Linked DNA regions of Homo sapiens: region 1 is linked to region 2. Evidence: chromatin loops called from intact Hi-C (ENCODE). Cell type or tissue: A673. All regions are shown on one strand. Region 1 overlaps P4HA1 (prolyl 4-hydroxylase subunit alpha 1). Region 2 overlaps MCU (mitochondrial calcium uniporter).

What was found. Hi-C counts contacts between places; a loop is a spot of excess contacts. Peaks named below come from ENCODE experiments on the same cell type or tissue, not always from the same donor. Only the 100,000 strongest peaks of a DNase experiment are listed, where the experiment ranks them.
Region 1: a loop joins it to region 2, with 3 times the contacts of the local background. A loop is called at or near these places in 9 of 110 quality-filtered maps.

What each region holds. Positions count from the first base shown.
Region 1 is chr10:73,058,757-73,063,756 of GRCh38, reverse strand. The region is part of intron 5 of P4HA1 (prolyl 4-hydroxylase subunit alpha 1); the gene reads left to right. Among named protein-coding and RNA genes, the nearest start is that of P4HA1, 36 kb to the left of the region's middle. In A673, a CTCF peak has its summit at 2,520; a DNase peak (open chromatin) is centred at 2,506.
Region 2 is chr10:72,692,576-72,697,575 of GRCh38, reverse strand. The region is part of intron 1 of MCU (mitochondrial calcium uniporter); the gene reads right to left. Among named protein-coding and RNA genes, the nearest start is that of MCU, 2.9 kb to the right of the region's middle. RefSeq lists an enhancer at 3,996-4,085 and silencers at 4,846-4,935, 4,956-5,000. In A673, a CTCF peak has its summit at 2,922 (motif pointing left); no DNase peak of the experiment used is centred here; H3K4me3 peaks cover 1,169 bases; H3K27ac peaks cover 339 bases.

The DNA of each region.
Region 1 (5,000 bases), 370 kb before region 2:
TATCTCTGCCATGCATGTTCAAATAATGTTGCCAGAATATCAAGTCATGTAAAAAAAATTATTGGTGCTATCTGCGTGGATTAATGGCATACTGTCATCTTATGTGTTTTGCATGTCCCTAAGAGAAACATTTATAATTGCTGCATTATGAGCTCATCTTCTCAGTTTACTAGTTCTCGTAACCGAAAAAATAATAGCATTGTCAAAATTTAATATGCATCTTTAGTTTCTGGAACTAACTCATGTTAAACTATTAAGAAGTTAGTTTCTTAGCATCTGCTGTTGTTGGACTATGTCCATCCAAAATTTAGGTGGTGAAACTTCATGGCCAGTGTGATGGTATTAAGAGGTGGGGCCTACAGGAATGGGATTTAAGGCCCTTATGAAAGAGGCTTTATGCAGCCACTAGCTCTCTTGCCCTTCAGCCTTCACCATGTGAGGACATAGCATTCTTCCCCTCTGGAGGATGCAGCAACAAGGTGCCATCTTGGAAGTGGAGAGCAGCCCTCACTAGACAATTGAACCCGCTGGTGCTTTGAATCTTGGACTACCCAGCCTCTAGAACTGTGAGAAAATAAATTTGTTTTTTTATAAATTATCCAGTCCTTGGTATTTTGTTATGGGAGCATAAATGCACTAAGATAGTATCCTTTCCTAGAGTGGAAGGCGGGATAGAGAATTATTTAAGGGAAAAACATCAAAACGTGGGTCTTCATCTTCATTTTAGGAGTATACTGATAATCAGTTACTGCCTGTAAGTGACTAATGGGGCCAGAAAAAAAAAGTGAATGGAGATGATTGTATGATTTGAATATTTGATTATATTGGGTCATGTGATCCTCCAGTGCATACACCTCCAAGCTTGGACTCTGTTTGATACTGGAATTCAACAGCTCATTGTCAGACCAGGGCATGCTTTTCTGTAGTCTGCAAATGTCTGATCACTAGCAAAACGTGCCCATAACTTTACTTCCTTTTGATTTATTTCTCATAAATGCCTTTTCTGTTAGCATCTTTTTAAAAACATATGTGACCACCATTGGATAGGTTATAGCTAAGTCCGGTTCTGGGCATTTTAGTGACTCTTTGAAGTGTATTCAATCAAAATTTATTAAAGAAACCACTGTTGTGTTTGTTTCTCTACCAGTTTTCTTTGTGATGTTATCGGACACTTAATAAATATATACAGTTTTATGTGTTTTATCAGAGAAAATGTAGGCTAGTCTGTCTTTGACCAGTAGTTTCTGGTCAAATACAATATTATACTAGTATAATATTGACTTAGTCTCAGAACTGTATATTCTGAGAGAAATGTTGTTGGAGAAGTCATATTTTCTTGTGTAGGCTTGTTGTTGTTTTTTCACATACCTGTCATTTTTTTTTTATAGTGTCAGAAAGGGAACTATGTGATTTTCTGTGTAACAGCATAAAAAGAGCCCTGTAGGACATGACTTTCTCCTTTTTCCATTATTTATAAAATTTCTTTTATTATGGAAAATATCAAATGTCACACATACACAAAAATAAAGGTAATAACATAATGAACCTATGCCATCACCAAGCTCCAGACGTTTTAAACATTTTGTCATTCTTGGTTTATCTACTCCTTCCACCCTTTCTTTCTGTCATTTTTGTTGGAGTATTTTAAGAGCAAATCCTAGACATCATGTCATTTTATCCATAAATAATTCAACATGCATATCTAACTGATCAGGTCTTTATTAAAATTTATTTTTTTGAGGCAAGATTTCACTCTATCAGCCAGGCTGGAGTGCATTGGCATGATCATAGCTCACTGCAGCCTTGAACTTTTGGACTCAAGCCATCCTGCTGCCTTAGCCTCCTGAACAGCTGGGACTATAGGTGCGTGCCACCACACCTGGCTGATTTTTAAATTTTTTGCAGAGATGTGCTATTGCTGTGTTGCCCAGTCTGGTCTTGAATTCCTGGCCTCAAGTAGGTCTTTGTAATTTATTTTTAATTTTTTTTTAGAGACAGGGTCTCACTTTATTGCTCAGGCTAGAGTGCAGTGGTACCATTATAGCTCACTGCAGCCTTGAACTCTTGGGCTCAAGTGTTCCTCCTGCCTTAGCCTCCCAAGTAGCTGGGACTATAGGTATAAGTCACCTGCGCCCAGCTGGTCTTTTTAAAAAAGTAACATAACCACTTACTATCTCCCTGCTTAACAAATCGACAGTATTTCCTTAATATAATTTAATACCCAGTCAATATTATTTCTCTGGTGATCTCAAAGTTGTTGTTTTACAGTTGTATTTTTTTAAATTATGTCTGTTAAGTCCCTTTTATTCCCTTTTCCTTTTTTTTCTTTCTCTTTATGACATTGGTTAGCTGGGGAAACCTAGTCATATGTTATGTGGAATGTTCCACATTCTGGAGTTGACTACTTTGGTGGTTAACATGTTCCTTTAATGCCTATGTTTCCTACACACTGGTTAGAGCTTGTGGCTTGATTAGATTCGAGTTAAATTTTAAAATTAACTCCATAGGTGGCGCTATGAACTTTCTTTTGAACTGCGTGAACCAACACCTAATGTCCTGTCCCACTTTTTATGATGCTGATTGATGAGTGAGGTTCAGGTGATGAGAGCCTGATCCCTCCATATAAAGTTCTCCTTAAGTTTTATCTACTGGTTTTGGCAGCCTTTGATGATCATTGCCTAGAACCACTATTTCATTAGGGGTTACAAAATGATGATTTTTTTCATTCCATTATTCCTTTTACTTTTATTAACTGGAATTCTATAAACAGGAACATCCTTCATGAACCATTTGGTTACCCTGAACTATATATAGGAAAGGCAGGGTAAGTCTATAATTAGTCTTCTTTATCAGTTTTCAGAGTAATGAGTTGGTGTCCTAACCATTTTTAGTAGTGATCTGTAATTTTCATGACATATCATGAATATGGATATTATTATTTTTTTTTTGTATTTCAGCCTATTCAGTATTACTTTGATCTCAGATTATCCCATTTTAGGCCAGTGGGGAGCATCTTTAGATAGGCTTGTTTTTTTGAATTGACTGTGTTATTATTCTTTGATAGAGAGGAAACTTCCTTGCTTTCTGGCACAGTTTTTTTTCCAGGTTTCTATTCCAGAGTAGGAACTAGGCATTTCTTCAATGAGCCTTGGCCCTTCTTTTTCCCCCCTTAAGAGATAGGTTCTTGCCATGTTGCTCAGGCTGGAGTGCAGTGGCTATTCACAGATGCGATCATGGTGCACTACAGCCTGGAACTCCTGGGCTCAAGTGATCTTCCTGCTTCAGCCTTCTGAGTAGCTGGGACTACAGGTTTTCCACTCCTTGCCTGGCAAGGCTTGATTGCTTTGAACAGGGATGACATTTAAGCAGCAGAGTCTAGCTAGGTTCTAGGGGTGATTATTGCTATATAGTTTGTCATAAACAGAGACAGGAAATATGTAAGTTCATATTGTTCAAATTGAAAACCACAGGGTTTATATTTATATCTCTTTTCTTCTGAAAATTTGGTTCCTAAGGATATTAACATGATTATTCTTTTATTCATACTATTAACTCATACTATTTTATTCATACTATTAATAACATTAAGACTACTGAATACAGGTTTTTTTGTACTTTATATCCTTAAAATATATCACTCTAGATATGATCAGTCAAAATCTTGTTTTAAAGACATCTGAGGTAATTCATTTCTCTTTGTGGCTATGCCCTTAACATGTTATACAGTTGAGTTCATTTATTTCATTTCCTCAGATTTTTAGGGATTGTCCTCGTTTTTTCTTTTGATTCATTGTTTTCATTTGTTTGTTTTAGAAACAATATCTTGTTCTGTTGCCCGGCCTGGAGTGCAGTGGCATGATCATAGCTCAGTGCAGCCTTGAACTCCTGGGCTCAAGGGATCCTCCTGTCACAGCCTCCCAAATAGTTAGGCCTACAGGCATGCAAGTACCACCATACCTGGCTATTTTTTTTTATTTTTTATTTTATTTATTTTTATTTTATTATTATTTTTTTCAGATGGAGTCTTGCTCTGTCGCCCAGGCTGGAGTGCAGTGGCGTGATCTCAGCTCACTGCAAGCTCTGCCTCCCGGGTTCACGCCATTCTCCTGTCTCAGCCTCCTGAGTAGCTGGCACTATAGGCGCCCGCCACCATGCCCGGCTAATTTTTTGTATTTTTAGTAGAGATGGGGTTTCACCATGTTAGCCAGGTTGGTCTCGATCTCCTGACCTCATGATCCACCTGCCTTGGCCTCCCAAAGTGCTGGGATTACAGGCGTGAGCCACTGCGCCCAGCCTTTTTTTTTTTTTTTTTTTTTTTTTTTTTTTTTTTTTAAATATATTGTCTCATTATTTTGCCCGGGGTTGTCTTGAACTCCCTGGCTCAGGAGATCTTCCTGCCTTGGCCTCCCGAAGTGTCAGGATTACAGGCTCTAGCCGCCATGCCCAGCCAATTTATTGTTTTTAATTATGTAAAACTTTTAAATTCTTTGACAGTCCAAACTAGACTAATAAGGTACATTAATAGAAGTCTCACTTTCATTCTTATACTTTTCAACCTATTCCCTTCCTTTTTCTATGTGACCATTTTGTTAGTTTTACTATTTCCAGTTTTTTAAAATACAAGCAAATATATATCTACTCCTATATTCTCTCAACATAAACACAAAAGATAGCGTACTGGCTGGGCGTGGTGGCTCACACCTGTAATCCCAGCACTCTGAGAGGCCAAGGTGGGTGGATCACCTGAGGTCAGGAGTTTGAGACCAGCCTGGCCAATATGGTGAAACACCATCCCTACTAAAAATACAAAAATTAGCTGAGCGTGGTGGTGGGCACCTGTAATCCCAGCTACTCAGGAGGGTGAGGCACGAGAATTTCTTGAACCCGGCGGGGCACGGAGGTTGCAGTGAGCCATCGCACCACTGCATTTTTAGCCTGGGCAACAGAGTGAGACTTCGTCTCAAAAAAAAAAAAAAAAAAAAGCATACTATAAATACTGT
Region 2 (5,000 bases):
TGTAATCCCAGCTACTTGGGAGGCTGAGGCAGGAGAATCGCTTGAACCAGGGAGACGGAGGTTGCAGTGAACCGAGATTACACCACTGCACTCCAGCCTGGGCAACAGAGCGAGAATCTGTCTCAAAAAAAAAAAAAAAAAAAAAAAAATAGAAGTCTGGCCTGGGTGCAGTGGCTCATGCCTGTAATCTCAGTATTTTGGGAGGCCGAGGCAGGTGGGTTACCCGAGGCCAGGAGTTCGAGACCAGCTTGGCCAACATGGCGAAACCCAGTCTCTACAAAAAATACAAAAATTAGCCAGGCATGGTGGCACACGCCTATATGCCCAGCTACTTGGGAGGCTGAGACAGGAAAATCACTTGAACCCAGGAGGTGGAAGTTGCAGTGAGCCGAGATCACGCCACTGCACTCCAGCCTGGGCAACAGAGCAACACTCCATCTAAAATAAATACATAAATAAATAGAAGAAGTCTGTTCTTAAACATATTTATCCAGAACTCTCAAAATCTTAATATAGAATAAACCAACAAATGTGGAATCTGATTCAAACATATACTTGTAATAATCTGGGTAATTATTATACTTTTGCTGGCTATTGTCAGAAAGCTAATGACCACTGCTGAGCTAATCCAATGGTACCAACTCTTTCCATCAATCCACCATAAAGAAGTGTAATATACAACCAAAGACAGCACTGGCAATACTAAGCTTAAAGGAATTCTCCAAATGTGGCTACCTAAGGAAGGCTATTAAGCAAGCCAAACTGGGGGTAGGGGGATAGGGAGAGGAGATAAAGGGCATATCTTTTCCCTAGCAAGCAGAAAAAGGGGTGCATAGCTAACTAATGCTTGTCTGAGTGTCACCTATGTACCCAGCATTGTGCTAGAGTCTATGAGCCACAAAGGTAATAAGATACACATCATTGCTTTATCTCCCCAGTTAAGATTAGATGCCCACAAATAAAACATTTAGAAATCATGTCGGTGTCAATTTGTGTCCTAAAGATAATAAATCCCATCAGAATTCAGAGAGGACAGAAGACAACAATAGAAAAGGGTTAAGAGCCAGGAATTACACAAATCAAGATTCAAACTAGGAAATGTTTTTTTCTCTACACATTTAGAGAAACTTTTCTAGTAACGAATTATAGAAATTATCCCTGAAAGTATCATCTTCACGCTAGGAATTATTGAATCTGTCTCCATTTAAAGGAATTTTAGGCCAGATCTTCACACTAGGAATTCTTGAATCCATCTCCATTTAAAGGAATTTTTGGCCAGACGTAGTGGCTTACGTATATAATACTAGCTCTTTGGGAAGATGAGTCCAGGAGTTCAAGACCAGCCTGGTAGAAATACCCTGTCTCTACCAAAAAAAAAAAAAAAAAAAAATTTTTTTTTTTTTTTTTTTTTTTTGAGTCGGAGTTTCGCTCTTTCGCCCAGGCTGGAGTGCAGTGGCATGATCTTGGCTCACTACAACCTCCGCCTTCTAGTTTCAAGTGATTCTCCTGCCTCAGCCTCCCGAGTAGCTGGGACTACAGGCGCCTGCCACCATGCCCAGCTAATTTTTGTCTTTTTAGTAGAGACGAGGTTTCACCATGTTGGCCAGGCTGGTCTCCAACTCCTGACCCCCTGATCTGCCCGCCTCAGCCTCCCTAGTTGCTGGGATTACAGGTGTGAGCCACCGCACCCAGCCAAAAAAATTTTTTTAATTAGCTGGGCATGGTGGTGCACATTACTTGGGGAGGCCGAGGTGGGAGGAGAGCTTGAGCCCAGGAGTTCAAGATTGCAGTGAGCTGTGACAGTGTCAATGAACTCCAGCCTGGGTGACAAAGCAAGACCTTGTATCAAAAAAAAAAAAAAAAGTAAAGGAATTTTAATCCTTGGTCTGTTCATAACCACAAACATAACTTAACAAGTGACTTTCCTCAGTTTATTAGGTTTCCTCATGTGTAAAGTGCGAATGTTAGATTCAAAAGGAATTGTACATCACAGTCTGTAACCTGAAATGAACCTTAAAGGCTAGAGGAGTGATTAGGGGTGATAAAGGCTGAAATTCAGCTACAAAAAATCCATAAAGGTTTAGTATGAATGTATGGGACAGTGCAGAGACTAGCTTAAGTACAACAGAGTATTTGTGCTGGGATGAATCTGGCATAATAAGATTGGGCCAGACTATGAGGAACTCAATTAAAGAGTTAGGACCTGCCTCTGTGTCAGGCAGTGTAACCTGTTAAAACTTTCAGGTTAAGCTGAAACAATGTCATTGCCAAAAGAACTGTGATGTGTAAAGTAGAGCAAGTCAGCCACAAACTGTAACAGGACAATGACAGACTTAAGTAAAAGATGTAGTAATTCAGCATAGCCGTTAACTGCTAGAAAATGCCAACAGTGGGGCTGTCATAATCAGAGACGAAATAGTTTGTTTTAGCAATGGAATTACACAGCTCACAATGAAAGGCAGTTCCTCTTCGAAGAATCATACTTAAAAATAGCAGCCACCTTCACTAACCATACAGAAAAGCAGGCAACAAACATTTTACATCAGTTTTGGTTACAGTCACAAGCCGGAGAGAAGGAAAAAAATTACACTAGATGGTGCTAAAAATATTGAATAAGCCCCTGTACCTTTACTCTTATTTACTCAGTTGAATGACATACTAATGGAGAAGGGGGAAGAGACAAACTAAGTTTATAACTTCATAATTGCACTTACCAACTAGCTGAGCTACTGTATTGCTTTGGACTCATTCTCGAAACTTGGAAAAGATGAATTTCTCACTTAAAAAATTAGGCAGTGCTGTAACTGGTTATGCCCCCCTGGTTGTAATTTACCATACCATACAGCGGAACAAAAGTGGCACAAACTGGACTTGTGATCCATTCCAATGCAGACTGCCATCTGCTGCACATACACAGGATGTCTCCCAAGCAAGATTCAACCTTAGTGTCTCTCAGGGACCTTTACCAGAACATCTATTCTTTCTGGTAAGTTGTTTGCTCCCATATTCACCTAATATATGTACTCAAATCAACACCTACTTACAGGAGAATTCCCATTCATGGGGTTTTGAAATAGCAATACTTTCATAATGGACAATAGTAAATTTTATAAGGGAGGAGAGAGATGTAAAGGAGCATTTGCACTTTACAATGAAAAGAACACAATAAGAGGTGAGAATATCTCAGATGAGTGGGAGTCCTAAAACTTACGTATTAGCTAACGTAACCTTGGCCAAGTCTCTCTCTTTTTAGGGCCTCAATATCTTTTAAATGGAATTTCTTGTAAAGAATCACAGACTATCCTATGGAAACAGCTGTATACATGATGGCTTCAGAAGAATTGTAGAAAAATAAAATGTTTATACACTTTAAATAATCAGGTTCAATTTTTTTCAAAATCTTACAATTCTAAATTCATGTACAAGTCACCATTCCCATAACATTCCTGCCCTTTAGAAATAACACTTCGTTTTAATTGTGCTTTCAGTTACAAATTCAGCACTTCATTTTTACCCACCCTAGAATAGCACAGAGAACACCTTCGTGAAGTATCCCCACAAGGGAGACACTCACAGCCTGACAAATTTGCATAGTGGAAAATATACAAGGCACAAATTTTTTAAAATGCTAAATGAATATCACACCCAAACAGTCTTAAAAACTGTGCAAAGTCAGAAGATGTCTTATCAAAATATGGACTTAAGGACAACTTGGGAAGCCTTTAAGTAGTTCGACGGAAAGGGGAATGCAATCAAAATTTGGGGTGGCCTTATGTTTTTAAGAGAACAAAACACATAACTAGAGGCTATGAAACATGCAAATTAAATTGAACTGTGGAAAAGCTCTTGGCTGTCACCCAAAAGCTTCAGCAAAGCAATATGCCAGTATGCCAAATAAAAAGAGGTACAATCTTCTCACAAGAATGAGGATAGGGTCCATACCTATGACTAATAATAACAATACAACCTTGCTTTTGCAGAGCATTAGGTCTTTTCATAGATCTTTCAGGCACTCGATTTTGATGCTGTCATTGGCCTTAGGAGTATCCTCTCCGAAGAGCTCCAGTTCAGTTTCCTCTTAAGAGTTATGATCAGAACAAGGCAGGCGATGTGTTTATTGAGGGTTGAAGGTACTATTGTAGTTTCTCCTATCAAGCTGTTTGCAGTGATCCTCCAATAATCACACTATACAACTCAGCCCCAGCAAATAAAACCTACATTCTTTCCCTCAGAGCTGGCCAGAGACCAACACATATAGGTCTAGAAAGTCCAAGGGAAGGAAACCTCCTGACTTGTTAGGTTAAGAACTCCATGCCAAATTCATCTCTTGCAATTGAAAAAAGAAATCTCTCTCACACTCTGTCTCTCTCTCTCTCACACACACACACACACACACACACACTCACCCAAGAGTGTTCAAACAGAAATCCTCTTTTTCTGCCAGCCAATGAAACCCAGCAACAACTGGTTAATACAACCACCAAATCTCTGCCTCTGTCAACAACTTACCATATTCGCTTCTCCTGTGCCTGCTGACCACCCTTCCCGCTTCAGGCACGCGTGAACACGCTTATACAGTAGCCCTCGAAAGGACCCCCAAAAGCACCTTTAAGGACCCAAGAGGATGAAGCTTGCCTCCTGAAGCAATGCAGCATCCATCTCGAGGGAGCCGGTTCCCCATGCACACACACAGAGGAAGTCACAGAGGGGAATAAAGTTTGATTTTCCTTCCTGCCCGACCCCTCGGGGACGAGAGAGGACGAGGGGCGGCCCCGCCGGGGTCCTGGGCTGCTCTCCGGGGCAGCTCCCAGCAGCATGGCACTGCCACTCTCCTGGCACACACAAGGCGGCCGCGGCAACTCAGAACTCCCCAACCCGCCCGGAGGAGGAGGGAAAGGGGACAACTTCCATCTGGCTCCGTTCAGGGAGCCTTGGGGCAGGGCTGTTAAGAACGAAGAAGGGAGGGAACGCGATTGGGGGCGAGTCGGGGAGAGGTTCAA